Linked DNA regions of Homo sapiens: region 1 is linked to region 2. A link is a loop called in an ENCODE intact Hi-C map of the cell type or tissue named here. Cell type or tissue: HCT116. All regions are shown on one strand.

The links. Hi-C counts contacts between places; a loop is a spot of excess contacts. Peaks named below come from ENCODE experiments on the same cell type or tissue, not always from the same donor. Only the 100,000 strongest peaks of a DNase experiment are listed, where the experiment ranks them.
Region 1: a loop joins it to region 2, with 3 times the contacts of the local background. A loop is called at or near these places in 3 of 110 quality-filtered maps.

The regions. Positions count from the first base shown.
Region 1 is chr2:206,690,079-206,698,078 of GRCh38, forward strand. It overlaps DYTN (dystrotelin), which reads right to left. Exons shown (of 12, transcript NM_001093730.1): 8 at 4,688-4,799; 9 at 3,097-3,245. Among named protein-coding and RNA genes, the nearest start is that of DYTN, 24 kb to the right of the region's middle. In HCT116, a CTCF peak has its summit at 3,772 (motif pointing right); a DNase peak (open chromatin) is centred at 3,803.
Region 2 is chr2:207,719,332-207,727,331 of GRCh38, forward strand. CCNYL1 (cyclin Y like 1) reads left to right here. Exons shown (of 10, transcript NM_001330218.2): 2 at 5,469-5,543; 3 at 7,511-7,545. Among named protein-coding and RNA genes, the nearest start is that of CCNYL1, 12 kb to the left of the region's middle. In HCT116, no CTCF peak of the experiment used is centred here; a DNase peak (open chromatin) is centred at 4,250; H3K4me3 peaks cover 1,261 bases; H3K27ac peaks cover 2,895 bases.

The DNA.
Region 1 (8,000 bases), 1.0 Mb before region 2:
AGAGCCAGCAAGGATAACTGGGAGTGCCAGAGTGAGGAAAGTGGTTGAATGGTAAATGGTTGTCAGGAAAGGCCTTCAGGATGAGCCTACATTTGAGCAAAGACCTCGGCAGGTCTTTGGGAAGTGAGCAGTCAAGCCACGCAGGGAGGTGATCTAGGGTTGCCAGTCCCCCGAGGTGGCAGCATGCCTGGTGTATTCATGGAGCAGCAAGGAGAGCTGTGAGGCTGAAGCAGAACAAGTCAGGGAGAGGTGCAGTGGAGGACCAAGAGCTGGTGGGGAACAGGGTTTATAGGGCCAGGCTAAAGGCCACTGGAAGGACTGTGACTTTCTTGGAAGAGGGAAGGCCACAAAAAAGTTTGTGCAGAGGAGTGACATGATCTGGCCAAAATCTGAAAAGGGCCTGTGGCACCAGGAGTGGACCATGGGGAGACCGAGGAGGAAGCAGGGGAACCAGTTAGGAGGTCATGTGACAATGTGGGAGAAAGGGACCGCTGAGGTGGTGGCAGTAGAAATAATGAGACTCACTCGGAGTTCAAATCTATTTTGAAGGTACAACCAACAAGATTTGCTGATGGATTGAATTGTTTGTATGACTTTATGAGCCAGGTGTTGGAGTTGCAAGAGGGAGTGAAATCAGATTCCTTGATGGAGCTTTTAGCCAAATGAGAAGGCAGACATTAATCAGATAGTTAGATAAATAAATGTGTAGTTACAAACTATGACAAATCCTTTAAAATAAAGTCTTAAGGGTGGGATAGATCTGGCTTAGTCATATGTGAGGCAGAATCAGGGCTGGAACACAGAGACTGTGGAGGAGGAATGAAGCTGGAGAGATTAAGATGGTGGACCAAAAGGACCAAGACTAAGTCACGTTACAACTTTTCATTTTTAGCCTAAAAACGATGGGAAAACGATGGAGGAATTTGATTTAAGGAAGGCATAAGGATTTGGAAGGGATGAGTGGGTGAGAAGTGCTGTCACATTTGTGTCAAAAATGTGTAAAAGATCAGTCTGACTTCAGTAGCCAAAAGAAATGCAAATAAGAGTATGGAGGCCGGGCACGGTGGCTCACACCTGTAATCCCAGCACTTTGGGAGGCCAAGATGGGCGGATCACTTGAGGTCAGGAGATCAAGACCAGCCTGGCCAATATGGTGAAACCCCGTCTCTACTAAAAATACAAAAATTAGTCAGTTGTGGTGGCAGGTGCCTGTAATCCCAGCTGCTCAGGAGGCTGAGGCGGGAGAATTGCTTGAACCTAGAAGGCAGAGGTCGCAGCGAGCCGAGATGGTGCCACTACACTCCAACCTGAGCATCACAGCAAGACTCCATCTTAAAAAAAAAATATATATATGGATCTTTGTGATGTGACTATGGGAATATAGAAATTTGGGCAAGATCTCAAGTATCCAATATATATATAGATGATTAACATTTTATCATTACTTTCCTAGTGAAAGGTAAAAATAGCTGGCTTTAAGAATAAAGATAAACTGGAAACTGATATCTTTGTTTTTATTTTTAAATTTAAATTCTATGTGCAATATTAAAGATATACATCAAGATGATATCCAAATTATCTAACTTTAATCATATATTGATTAACAACCTGATAGGTAAATGTGACATAGGAATAATAGATAGCATCTAATTGTGAGGTCATTGTGTACTTTATCCTTTAAAGAGCCATAAAAACATATTTTAAAATACAACAAACTTTAAAGCAACAAAATGACCACAGAAATAGGGGTCTGGGATTGAGATGGAGATTTGCTGCTGGATGTCTGAGAAAAGATTAGAGAATTATAAAAGAAATTAACAAATGAATACCAATCTGATTTAAACTAATCTATTCTTATAGTCCTAGTAGGCAAAATGGAAGTGAATAAATATTTCTTTTTCTCAAAAGTGATGAGGCTGGGCATGGTGGCTCGTGCCTGTAATCTCAACACTTTGGGAGGCCGAGGTGGGAAAGTCACTTGAGGCCAGGAGTTTAAGAACCCCTGTGAGTAACATAGTGAGACCCCCATCTCTATAAAACACAAATATAAAAATTCAGCGAGCATGGTGGTATGTGCCTGGGAGGCTGAGGTGGGAGAATCGCTTAAGTCCCAAAATCCAAGGTTGCAGTCAGCTATGATTGTGCCACTGCACTCCAACCTGGGCGACAGAGTGAGATCTTGTCTCTAAAAAAAAAAAAAAAAAGTGTTTCTCTCCTTTATCTTCTGCTATTTTAAATTACAAAGAAGTGGCTACTTCAAAAATGAAGGTCACAAAAACCTTTTAAAGGTCATCTTTAGGTTGGTGATCAGGTATGTGATGCATATACTGGAAGTGGCAGGCTGTGCCCCTCTGGAGCACAATTTGGCATTCTGAATTTCGAGGATTAACCAAGTTCGCAATTTTTTATTCAATGATTTTCATTGAATGAGTTTTCCCTTAATAAAAACATAAAAATATTTAGATAAATGCATGCATAGAGATGTTGACTCTAGAATTTTGGGGGGCAACATTTGGAAATAGCCAAATGTTCAATAATGTATTGCTTGTGAATTGTGGCATTTTCTTATAAGGAAGAGAGTAAGGCCATTAAAAATGATGTTTTGGGAACTAAGAATGAAAAATTGTATCTATAGCATAATCCCTGTTTTGGTTAATCTCTGTTTCACACTAAAATGTGAACAGCACTCATCTGTGAGTGGTGGTATGCTGAGTGTCTTTCTTTTCCTTTTTTTTTTTTAAATAAAGTATTAATTCTGAATTAGCCTTCCAAAAGCAAACCAGCAAAAACTAGGAATATAACAAAGTTATTCAAATATTCTAATATTAAAAATCTTCTTTGTCTTTCTGATGGTTTCATTTGTAGAAATAACTCTAAACATCTGGATGGGTCACCAAAAGGTGTTGTGGCCTCTTAGTTCTACTTTGAAATTAAAGGCCCTTTTTAGAGGAAAAAAATATCTGAAGTCCAACCCTCACCCCTCCTCCTGCCTTGTCTAGGATCTTCAGCATTAGAAAGATTGCTGGCCGGTTACCATAACACCCAGGGCCCTTGGTGGCTGCTCTGTGGGATCAGCCAATCCTCGCAGCCACTCACCTGGCCTGCGCATGGTGAGGCACACCCTTTGGATTCACCTGGTCCAGCAGCTGCTGCCTTCTCGCTGCTTCTTTCTTCCTACAGCGCCCCTGAAGAAGGTTGTTTCTGAGGGTCCTGAAGAGAAGTTTTGTATTCTGCATTGCTGACATCTGCTGAAAGGGCCAACATTTTTAAAAAGCGTCAGATCAGTCTACGTGTGGTCTTCCTTCCTTACTTGGATGGACTGGCCACCATGAAAGTTTTTGGAATTATTTCTCTTAAGTCCTCAGAAAAATAATCTTACCTCCTTCTTGTCCCTGAATTTCTTCACATTCTCATAGAAATAGCATAAGTCTCCAAATTAAACACCCCAAACCCCCTCAATAAGTCCTCTTCCTTAGAGTAACCCCGTCATTTGGCATTCTACACCTAGAGGAGGGCATCAAAGAGGACTAAGCCTGTGGTTGCTCACATTTAGGGTTGTGGATGCCTTTGAGAATTGGATGATAACTCATGGATTTATTTCCAGCGAAATACTCACACATTCCATTCTGCATACAATTTCAGTGGACTCACAGGCTCACCCGAAATCCATTTATTTCACCCCAAGTTAAGAACTTCTACCAAATGCAAAGAAGGAATGAGATGTCTCATTTCAAGGGTTTCAGCACTTGAAATTTAAAGCGTAATAACAAAGTGGCCACATGGTGTCACTCTAACATCAACAAATCCAAGACTTTTAGCACTAGGAAGGTAGATCCTAGGCCTGTGAACCTGAGGACCTGGGTAAGGCAATGCCCACTGGAAATTATTTGGCAAGATTCAGGCACTTGACTTTTGCAGGCCATTCATGTAAAGGAGAGAAGGAGGGAAAACTATCCTTGGCAAAGTTAATTAGTCAACATCCTTCGCTATTGTGGTATTTGAGGAGGTTGCCATCTGTGTGAAGAAACTTACTCACTGGAATTTAGTAATGAAAAGAAAATGTTCTTTCTGGGAAAAAATAGAATGCTTTTTTCTAAAATGTACTATGCTGTTTCTCTTCTTACAAAGAACTGAATTCACTTGCTAGGTATTTATAATTTTAAAAAATTTGAAAGGCAGCTGTGAAGTTTTAGTTGTATACTTTTTCAGTCAACATTGAGATAATAATCTTTCTTTTTTCCTAAAGAAGAAATATTTGAAATTTAGGGTTCAGGAAAAGACATGTTAAAAAAGAAAAATTCTCCAAAAATATGTTAGTAACTAGAAGTCTTGCTGCATCATTTTTGCCATATCAGAGCCCTTCTCTTTTCCATCTGTACCCATTTCCAGTGCTGCTCCCTGTAACTCTTCACTGACATTTTCTATTCCAGAGTATCTGATCAATCACTTCAGACTGAACTCTGGCCTGTTCTTGTGGCCAAAAACTTCCACTGAGACATACAATGTGAAGAAATCATACTTACGTTGGGAGATATTCAAGGTGGAGTTTGCCACTTGCTTAGTCTTAAATATTGCAATGTATGACAGGAGCAGAATCTGTGGTTTCACTGGAGGGAAGGTTTTTTCATGGCTATAGCTTATACTGAATTGATTAATGAATAGTTTGGTATGTGACATTAAATGTTACCTGAATGCAGTGCTCAATGACAGGATGAGACTTCTGATGGGACTTGCTGTGAAGACCAGATAAGAAACACATCTGGCAGATGTCAAAGTTGAGACACTTCAGACAGCGGTATCTGCCAGTTAAAATAGAAGCACAGCTTACGTCACTAGTAGATGAGAAAAAAAAAAAAAAAAGAATATCCAGGTAGAGAATGAGCAACCCAAAATATACAGAAGATGTCTGAGCTGCCAAATCAGTGTAAAGTTTCTCCCAAACTATAGGATTATTAAATGACTCTAATGCGTTTGTTTACTCAAATACATCTTCATATGATAGTATTTTCAAATGGCATTATATTAATGCCATATACGCTATGGTATAGAAGTCTGATTTATTTCCCAAAATACGAAGTGCCTTCTATATGCAGGGTGCTGTGTGCTACAACCTTTAGGATAAACCCTTAAATCTGCAGCTGCGTTTTGTGCAGCTGCACAATGCACTCAAATTCTTTGAATTTAATAGCTAATTTAAAAATAGATTTCAATAAAATCAAATTTTGGCTTGTCTTAAACTTTTGCAGGGTATGATAATATTGGGCCTGTATTCCTGAGTGGTGTTGGGGAAAATTAAGCCATAAATAACAAATTTAAAAATAAGCACTCGTCATTTTATAGAAGTCTGTATGTAGGAAAGATATAAAGTAGAGGAGGGGAATTCCTCACCACAGCCAAGTTTCTTGACCCATCAACATTGGAGAATTTTTCTTTTTGAGAAATGACAGCCTTAAATCCCTTTGTGGTCAGAAGGAGCGGAGAGAGTCTTGAGACACTCTGGTTAGGAGGGGTGTCCCATAATACTCAGGAAACTATTGTGATGTTAGTGGGGAGCTAGTAAGACCTAGCAGTCATCAGTTAGTAACTTTTAAGGATATTTGAGTGGGACCATGTTGTTTGTCTATAAAATAACAGGGAGCTATACATTTTTCCCCTGATATGTAAATTCTCTTCTCTAACTGCAGTGTGTGTGGTATAAAACTCTGTCCTCATATGGTGACAGTTGGTGAGAACCAGGCAGCAGCTACTCCTTTTAGACTGGACATACAGTTCTGAGCTAGCTATAGTCCCTACCTGTCCTATTTCCTTCACGTATACCACTTGCCTTGCCTTTTAAGCATTTGGGTTTTCAACACCTCTCTTAAGGTTACAAAAAAGAAATATGATAAGATTCCAGTGCTCTTAAATTTCATATCTTGCGGCAAAACTTTGACATGGAAGGTTGAAGTAATAACTTCCAGAATTAGGTGATGTGTGATTAAGTGCCAAGTGAAAGGCATGGAGAAGAGGGGTATAGCAGGGAGGCAGAGGGAGAGCCCTATGGGCTGGTGTGGTCTGGAAAGTGAGGCTCATGCTATACATGGAAGGCTGGGCTGGAGATTAAAGCAAAGAAAATCCCAAGTAGAAAGAAGAGAAGGAATAAGGTAACGAAGATTGGGATGAGTAAGAAGGGTTTAGAGGACATAAAATCTATCAGACCTGCTAACTGCCCTGAATAACAGCGGGAAAACACCTTGGAAAGCTTCTGAGGCCAGATGGCAGAAGGTCTGATGGTCTGATCAAAGTCGTTTAGAGGAGGAGCAGGAGAATGTAAATACCTTGAGATCGCCCCTCAGCTACCCTTGTTTACTGCTGTACTTCCAACCCTGACTCCCATGGCAGGATATTAATAAATAATGTGGGATGATATAATAGCAGCTAGCATTTTTGTGCATGTTCTATGTGCAGGCAGTGTACATGTGTTGACCCAGTTAATCCCCATGGAAATTCTTTCAGGTATTCATACGATTACCCTCATTTTGCAGATGAGGAAACTGAATTAAAGAGAGTTTAAGTAACTTGCACAAAGTTACACAACTACTTAGTAAGTAGTAGAAGATTTTGAGTCCCAGGTTACTATCTGAACTGATGGCCTGCCATTTTAACCACTAGAATAGACCACACTATCCTAGAATAGACCACCACTCCTCAAGGCAGGAGGCTTGAGTTTGAATTCACATACCACCATTACTACTTATAGTAGTACTAATAGTTGAATTGAAAACTTAAGCTCACTTAAGTTTAGGAGAATGCCTGGTACATGGTAGGTTTTTCAATGAACATTAGTTGAATGAAGTTGGATAAATGACTTAGTTTCTTCAACTAAGGAAAAATGGAGCTAGTAAACCCTATCCTCCTGGCCTTGCAAAATTTTTAGAAAACTTTAAAAGTTGTTCAACATACATAAATGGGAAGACATTTACTTTTTCAATGAAGTGTACAACATAATAAACTATTTTTATAAGGATTATTTGATGAGTCATCCATGCTGGCTGCTTTATCAAGCATTAACTGGATGGCTGTGATTAACTTATTTAGGATAATATGCTGCTCTATCCTTAAATTTGTTCCTCTGTGCTCTGAAACTACCTACAGGTATATGAGAATGGTTATTGTGTGGGTAATGAGATTGGCCTGTTGTTGATGTTTTTTACCAGTATAGAACCCAGGTTTTCTCCCAATTTCATTTCAACCTTCCATGGCTATCACAGAGCAAAAATGCTGACATGTCCTTCTAGAATTTTTTTCTTGGATTAAGGCCACTCTATGGTCTTTGCACCTTCTCTTTCTTTAGAAGGCCAAATCTTTGTCCTCTTCCTGCTACCTGCAGATCTGCAAATGCATGCCCTCTAACATGGCTTTCTTCATCTCCCAAAAAACCAAAGCTACTGGTTGAGTTTTTTGAGATCCCAAAACATAAGTTTAAAGTTAGGATTATAATATATCCAGGCAATTTTTAATAGAATCCTAAGTTTAGAGCTAAAGAAGTCTCAGACATCATTTGATCTACCCTGCTGAATTTTACTAAAAACAAAACAAACCAAAAAACAAAAACCCCAAACTGAGGTCTAGAGAGGTTAAACACCTTGCCCAGGTCTCCTAGCTCTTTGTATATAGGACACCTGTTTATTGCCTTGGATGCATAAGGGGAAAGATGGTTTACATGGGGGCATTTTAAAGAAATTCTGTTCTCATTCTCAACAGATATTTGAAGGGTAGCATTTCTCGGCCTCTGCCTTTGCCATTTTTAGGGGCGACTTAAGTAAGTCACTCAAACTCTTTGAGACTCAATTTTTGTCATCTATAGAATAGAAATAGTATCTGCTTTATGTTATACATAATAATTTTGAAAACATATTTCAATGTAAAAGTTGTGTTTTATATAATTACAAAGTTAATCCTGTACTCGACCTAGGGCAGGACTTGCAGTAACTCCTTAACTAATACTTGCTTATTGGTTA
Region 2 (8,000 bases):
GTTCTGTTGCCCAGGCTGGAGTACAGTGGCACGAGCTCAGCTCACTGCAACCTCCACCTCCTGGGTTCCAGCAGTTCTAATGCCTCAGCCTCCTGAGTAGCTGGGACTACAGGCATGTGCCACCACGCCCAGCTAATTTTTATATTTTTAGTAGAGAAGGGGTTTCGCCATCTTGGCCAGGCTGGTCTTGAATTCCTGACCTCAGGTGATCTGCCCACCTCAGCCTCCCAAAATGCTGGGATTACAGGTGTGAGCTACTGCGCCCGGCTTATAGCAATTGCTCTTGCATTTCATTTTATTCTCACTATATTTTGAGTTAGGTAGTATAAGAATTATACTTGTTTTACATATGAGAAGACAGGCTTTGAGAGGTGTAAATTGAGTTTGCCAAGGTTTTTTAATTTGTTTTTTGTTTTTGAGATGGTCTTTCTCTGTTGCCGAGGCTGGAGTGCAGTGGTGTGATCATAGCTCACTGCAGCCTCCACTTCCTGGGCTCAAGTGATCCTCTTGCCTCAGCCTCCCAAGTAGCTGGGACTAAGAGTTTTCCAAGGTTTAAAAAGATAAGACTTGGTATGGTCAGGTGTGGTGGTGGCTCATGCCTGTACTACAGCACTTTGGGAGGCTGAGGTGGGTGGATCACGAGGTCAGGAGATGGAGACCATCCTGGCCAACATGGTGAAACCCCATCTCTAATAAAAATACAAAAATTAGTTGGGTGTGGTGGCACATGCCTGTAGTCCCAGCTGCCTGGGAGGCTGAAGCAGAAAAATCGCTTCAACTCAGGAGGCAGAGGTTGCAGTGAGCCGAGATCATGCCACTGCACTCCAGCCTGGGTGGTAGAGTGAGACTCCGTCTCAAAAAAAAAAAAAAAAAAAAAAGGCTTGGTAGATCAAGAATGTAAATTTCAGATATATGGCATATAGGATTAGAATTTATAGAATGACTCATGGGCTTCTTTGGATACTGCCTTTTTTCCACCTTTTTTTCAGTTAATTAAGCTTTAGAGTTAAAATAATAACATTGGATAATGAAAAATGAAATGGAGGTACTTGTAACCCAGACTTTTTTTTTTTTTTTCTTTTCTCTGTATGAGACAGGGTCACAACTCTGCCTGTCGCCCAGGCTGGAGCACAGTAGTGCCATTAGAGCTCACTGTAACCTCAAATCCCTGGGCTCAAGTTATCCTGCCACTTCAGCCTCCCAAATAGCTGGAACTACAGGCATGTGCCTCCACACCCAACTAATCTTTTAAAAAATTTTTGTAGAGATGGGGGTCTCACTATGTTATGTTGCCCAGGCTGGTCTTGAACTGTTCTCAAGTGATCCTTCTGCCTCAGCCTCCCAGAGTGCTGGGATTACAGGTGTGAGTCACTGCACTCCACCCAGAAATACTCTTAAAAGTCTAAAAAAGGAGTTAAGTGCTATTAAGAAATACACAAAGGGAGAAAGGTATACTATAGCATATGAAATGTCACAGCTCAGTCACGATCACTAAAACATAGATTGAGGCGTGAAGGTAAGTTAAAGCAAGACTGAACACTGACATAGAAGGAGGTAGAGCAGTGTTTCGGAAACCAGATTTAGGATTGTCAGAAGCTAGGAAAGCAAAAGCAAGGCATGAGTGAGCATGAGACTGGAGCTTGGCTGGTACTGTGTGACCTCAGATGAGGCAGGGCAGCTCAAGACCCATCAGGTAAGACTTACCTGATGGGTGGAACGTGTGAACTTAGATAAAATCTCAGCGTTTACATCATAGTTGAGAGGTTTGAAATGTTTGTGTTATGGACCGTAAGACTAATACAGTGTGCAGTATGGTAGAGCAGGTCAGTAAATGCAGTAAGCCTTTAAATAAACAGATGCCCAGCAGTTGGCCCAGAAACTGCCAATGTCTCCTGTTTAATTGGGATATATTGAAATCAATATGTTGAACTCAATCTCTTTCTCTGAAATATGCTGCTTCTGTCAGTTACTTTCTTGGTTGCTGCCCTCTCCCTTTAATATTTTGACAAGAAAAATAATTTCTTTACAGTTTACAATTGCATAATTTTAACACTTTTAGCCTTTAGTAATAATGCATTTCATTTATTCTAAGTTCCATATTTTTACATTTTTAATTAACATCTGTGAAATTGAGATGGCTGATAGATTCAAGGAGAAGCAGTGTTCAATGTCAGTGGATCTTACAGATTTCTTCCCCTGAGGGGGGTGTTTATATTAAGACCTGAGTTTAATTTTTTTTTGTCTTACTTGCCCCCCATCATACTATCATGCTTTCGAATTAAGTTGCAATTTAAATTGATAATACAAAACTGGTGGGTCTTAAAATACAATTTTATACATAACCCCTAACCATGATATCAAAAACTATTTCTTCTAGTTTCAAACATTCTTAGGAGTTTTTTGTTTTTTTTTTTTTTGTTTTGAGACAGAGTCTTGCTCTGTTGCCAGGCTGGAGTGCAGTGGCGCCATCTCGGCTCACTGCAACCTCTGCCTCCTGAGCTCAAGCAATTCTCCTGCCTCAGCCTCGGTGGCAGCTCCTGGCTGGCTAGCAGTGCTAGAGTACAGCCCTGCCTTTCTCCTTTGGTTCTTGGGAAGTCCCAAGAGAAATGTAATTGATTGGCCAGCTGTAAGTCACATGCCCACCCTAAAACCCCTGAGTTGAGGGAGTGCCAGCTTGTTACTTGGGCTTATTTGGCTTTTTTCTCTATATCTTATCATTTCTGTTATCCTAGTTGCCTTGGATTTTTTTTTTTTTTTTTGAGATGTAGTCTTGCTCTGTTGACCAGGCTGGGGGGCAGTGGTGTGATCTTGGTTCACTGCAACCTCTGCCTCCTGGGTTCAAGCGATTCTTCTGCTTCAGCCTCCCGAGTAGCTGGGACTAGAGGTGCACGCCATCACGCCTGGCTGATTTTTTTGTATTTTTAGTAGAGATGGGGTTTCACTGGGTTGGTCAGGCTGGTCTCGAACTCCTGACCTCATGATCTGCCAGCCTCAGCCTCCCAAAGTATTGGGATTACAGGCATGAGCCACCATGCCCAGCCGCCTTGGATATTTCTTATATTTACACAGTAGCACATCTTGGTTTTCTTATATTTAAATACATAGTAGCACATCTTGATTTGGGGCGGGGGAGGTGTGTGTGTGAAGCCTGCTCCTCTTTGATTTTGGTACTTAATTTTCCTGGACTTCATTGAAAATTCCTAATTAAACTTTATCATGACATAGGTACTGATTCATAATATGGCTTCTTCTGTAAACATTAGTTATTTTTTAGATTCAAATGGTAGTATATTTGCTTTCTTTTTGAAAGGAAGTAGTCATGAATCCTTTTAGAAGCTTTAGGTAGAGGCTGGGTGTGGTGGCTCACGCCTGTAATCCCAGAACTTTGGGAGGCCGAGGGGGGCAGATCACAAGGTCAGGAGTTTGAGACCAGCCTGGCCAGCATGGTGAAACCCAGTCCCTACTAAAAATACAAAAATTAGCCGGGCATGGTGATGCGTGCCTGTAGTCCCAGCTAGTTGGGAGGCTGAGGCAGGAGAATCACTTGAACCCGGGAGGTGGAGGTTGCAGTGAGCCAAGATTGCACCACAGCACTCCAGCCTGGGCGAAAGAGTGAGACTCTTCTCTCGGAAAAAAAAAAAAAGGAGCTTTAGGTAGAGGCAGCTGTGAAAGTCTCTGCCTGTCATTTTGTGCACAAATGATTTTATTTTTCCAAATAGCTTAAAATTGTCACGTCATCTTTTCAAGATGTGGAAAAACTTCAAACATAATTTTTGTGTGGGTCTTTTACATAAGAATAGTTTCCTCTAAAAGCAGTTTAAAAAAGTTGAGTGAAGGACTTTCCATGGAGAACAAAGCAGTTGGTTTAGGTATGTAAGTTTTTAGTGATCTGGCAGTACTATTAAAATGGATGATTCATAATTCATTTTAACCAGGAAGTCCCAAAATTATGTTCATATAAGATTCTAACCAAATTACTTGGAAGAGAGAAAAGGATTCTAGGTAGATAAATTTGTGAAATGCTGAGTTAGACAGTAATCACTACTAGACTGATTAGTTTTTAGTATATCAATGTGCGTTTTGATTTTGTAAGAGCCAGGGATAGAGTATATTGTCATTTGACCACTAAATCGCTTTTTTAAAAGTAGAGCAATTATATTAATATGTAGTTTTGGGAAATATCGCCTTAACTGTTACTCTGGATCTTGGCCCAGTTTCTTACAAGATTGGTTAAGATAAGTGGCTTGAAATGGACCTTGCTGGGCTGGGCGCGGTGACTCACCTCTATAATCCCAGCACCTTGGGAGGCTGAGGTGGGTGGATCACCTGGGGTCAGGAGTTTGAGACGAGCCTGGCCAACATGGTAAAACCCCGTCTCTACTAAAAATACAAAAATTAGCCGGCGTGGTGGCAGGCACCTGTAATCCCAGCTATTTGGGATACTGAGGCAGGAGAATTGCTTGAATCCTGGAGGCAGAGGTTGCAGTGAGCTGAGACCGTGCCACTGCACTCCAGCCTGGGCAATAGAGTGAGACTCCATCTCAAAAAAAAAAAAAAAAAAAAAGACCTTGCTGAAGAATATCATAGATTTTTATTTTTTCCCCTCGTGACAATTTTTATTATCCCATATTATGGCAAAGTTTGTTTCATGAAAATTCAAGAGTCTGTTTTGTAGTCTTGCCTAAATATATTATCCAACTTTGGTGCAAGGTGGACTACAGGCAGGTTTATCTTGACATAGATAGGGGCAAAATTTTTTAGAAACAGCCCTAAGATCTGCTTTAAAACGTACTCTTGATGAAACACCAAATTAACCATGCTGTTAGAAGGAAGAAGTGAGAAATTGAGGGCAAACGTTAATCATTTTCTAACATGTTTCTGTATGTTAGAACACAGAACTTCCATTCAGTCCTCTTAAATCTGCCATGATGAATGGCCCCCCAAAAAACCACAGCTAACTAAATTAGTTTACTTGTTGAATGGAGTTAGAATTAGCCGTTTAATTGTCTAAAGAACATTTGCCAAAAACAACTCTTTGTTTTACCATATTTGATGTATTGAGCTGGTGCCTGACAGTAACTGGCCACAGCATCACTTGCTACTTGAGATTGTTCTTGAAATGTGCTAGTAATAGCAGTAGAGAGGAGAGTGTGGTTATATTTCTATTTGATAAGTTGAAGGAGGAGGACATGCGTATGATTCATCTAACATTTGTACCAGATTATTTAGGCACAGATTTTTTATTAAAAGTCTCTGACACAGCCTGGTTTTTGTTCCACGTGTGTGGAGAGATTCTACAATTTTGCATTCCCCAGGAGTATTTTTGTATTGTCTTTATTTCCTTTATATTTATTACTAAAAACTTCTCTGAAGACTGTTAAAAGTGATTAAAATGGATGTGTATCTATTTCAGAAATCATCTTTTCTACTCACCTAAAGTGTCACGTCTTTTTCCTCCTCTTCTATAGATTTAGCTTTGGAGTCAAACCCTTCTGACCATCCAAGGGCAAGCACAATTTTCCTGAGCAAATCTCAAACGGATGGTAAGACAATACTGTTTTTTCCTTCCAAGGAAAAGACTGAAAACTGTTTCTATTTTATTGGATGTATTATAGAAGGTATTTAGAAGAACTGATGTATTAGTTTAAAATTTTCTTTTCATATGTTCACTGATTTTAATATGTGATATACTTTCCTTTAGTTGTGATTGTTTAGTAATAACATGTAGACCTATTTACAGGTTTTGCCACCTTTTTATAACACAATTAATTGGCCACATGATTTAGTAACATGGATTTTTTTTTTTTTTTTTGAGAGGCTGGAGTGCCTTTATTGCCCATGCTGGAGTGCAATGATGTGGCCTCAGCTCACTGCAGCCTCCATCTCCCACGTTCAAGCAATTCTCCTGCCTCAGCCTCCCAAGTAGCTAGGACTACAGGCATGAGCCACCATGTCCGGCTAATTTTTGTATTTTTAGTAGAGATGGGGTTTCACCATGTTGGCCAGGCTGGTCTCAAACTCCTGACCTCGTGATCTGCCCTCCTCAGCCTCCCAAAGTGCTGGGATTACAGGCGTGAGCCATCTGGCCAGTATCATGGATTTATGCATATTTCTCCATACTTCTTTGACCTCTTTCCCTTGCTCCAAAAGAGTACATTTTAAAGATGAATGATAGGATTTAAGCTGCAGCTTGGTTTCATTTGAACAACAACAAAAAATCAGTTCGTATACAGGGATTGAATCTGTGATTTTGGCTTCCTTTTATACAATGCTCTAACCACATGAGCCTATCACATTCAAATTTATGCTACTCAGAACTTTTAAGCTATTAACTTTTCCATCCTAATGTAGTGTAAATATAAACATGCCCCATGGTGTTTCCCAGAAGGTTAGCCTCAGCAAGTGAAACTTACGTACATTTTCCTTGTCCTGCTTGTTTTAGGATGAGAATCAGAACTGTTGTATTTTTCTGTACTCCTGTTTATCTTCCTTATAATTATGTTAAATCCTAATTTATTTGCTAAAAAGCTATATACAACCAGGTTTTTCATTTGATTTCAACAGCAAGAATACAAGAAGTGGGGGTTCTATAATACTTGAAGTAATGGAGCACAACACAAAGCAGGGGAGTTGTAAGCAGCATTTTCGAAGCTCGTGTGGACTTTGTCTTGAGCTGGTCATTTCTGGTTAGGATAGTTGTATTTCTCAGTTTCTTTCAGAGCCATAGGCTTCTCACACAGACAGAGTGTGGAAGCAGTAAAAGAAGAGCTATCCCATGCTCCTCTTTCTTCAGTGGTAAGGAGTGTGTGCTTGTGATACTTGTCTAGCATCAAAGGAAGAGGCAGTATAGGAAACAAAGCGTGGTCCAAGTCCCTCTTGGAGCTTTTATTCTTCTGGCCTTTGTTAAAATGATTTTATGTGCTGAATATACCATGTTCAATTAGGTTAACATTCATTTTAACATTTAAATTTAAGGAAGTTTACTTTCCACTTGTGTAAAGACCCGTTTATTTTTTCAGTAACATACTAGTAGATGACCAGTAAGTGGTTCAGGATGTTTGCAGTGATTGTGGTGCAGCTAGAGATTGGCACCTAGCCAGAAACTGGTTCTTAGAGCTGTCAGGTGTTAGATCTTGGTAATTAAAGTAAGCTACCTGTAAATGTAGAATTAAAAAATACTGCTGGATGATGGTTCAGATATGCAACAGGGAAACCTATTAGCTAAATTTCTCATTTAGCATAATTTGTTTTGCCCCTTTCTTTTTTATGTAGGGATTCTTTCATTTCCATGTAATAGAATATCTGTCAGTTCAAAAAGTAAAACTAAGTTTTTAGATTTTATTTTATGGGATTCATCTTGCCAGATGATTTAAATGATGAATTTTGTTGGAAATTATTTTTTAAATGGAATTTTATCTCATTTTGTATATTGTTAATCAGATGATTAGCAACTACTTTTATACTGTGGCATTTGTATCAGAATTGATCAGCTAATTTTTTTTATTCTTAGTGCGAGAAAAGAGGAAGAGCAACCATTTGAACCATGTAAGTAAACAGTTGGAAAGCTAAGAAATTAACAGTTGAATTAAAAGTATGTCTGTCATGATTCCATAAAAATATAATGGGGACCCAATACTGTTAGTATGAGCCTCTTTTTGTGGATTTTCTAAATCATTTCTATTTTGCTGAGAATCAGATTTATGCAGGAAAGTCTTTGACTTAGTGTACCCAATTGTTAAGGGTTTCTGACATTTAAGTTAAATTTCAATAGTTTGGTTGTGGTATAAATATCTGCCTTAAATATTTTTGCCTAAAGTTTTTAATCTTTTTAAAAATCAAGTAACAAAATTATAATAGCTAAGTTCATTTTTAGCACTATATGTTGACTTCCTGTCATAACAAGTGAAAACTTAGCTTCCTCACTCCACCGTGACCTTATTTTCTTCCCTCTATTTCTCCCATATATATCACATTTTTAATTAAATCAGTAATTGATGTTT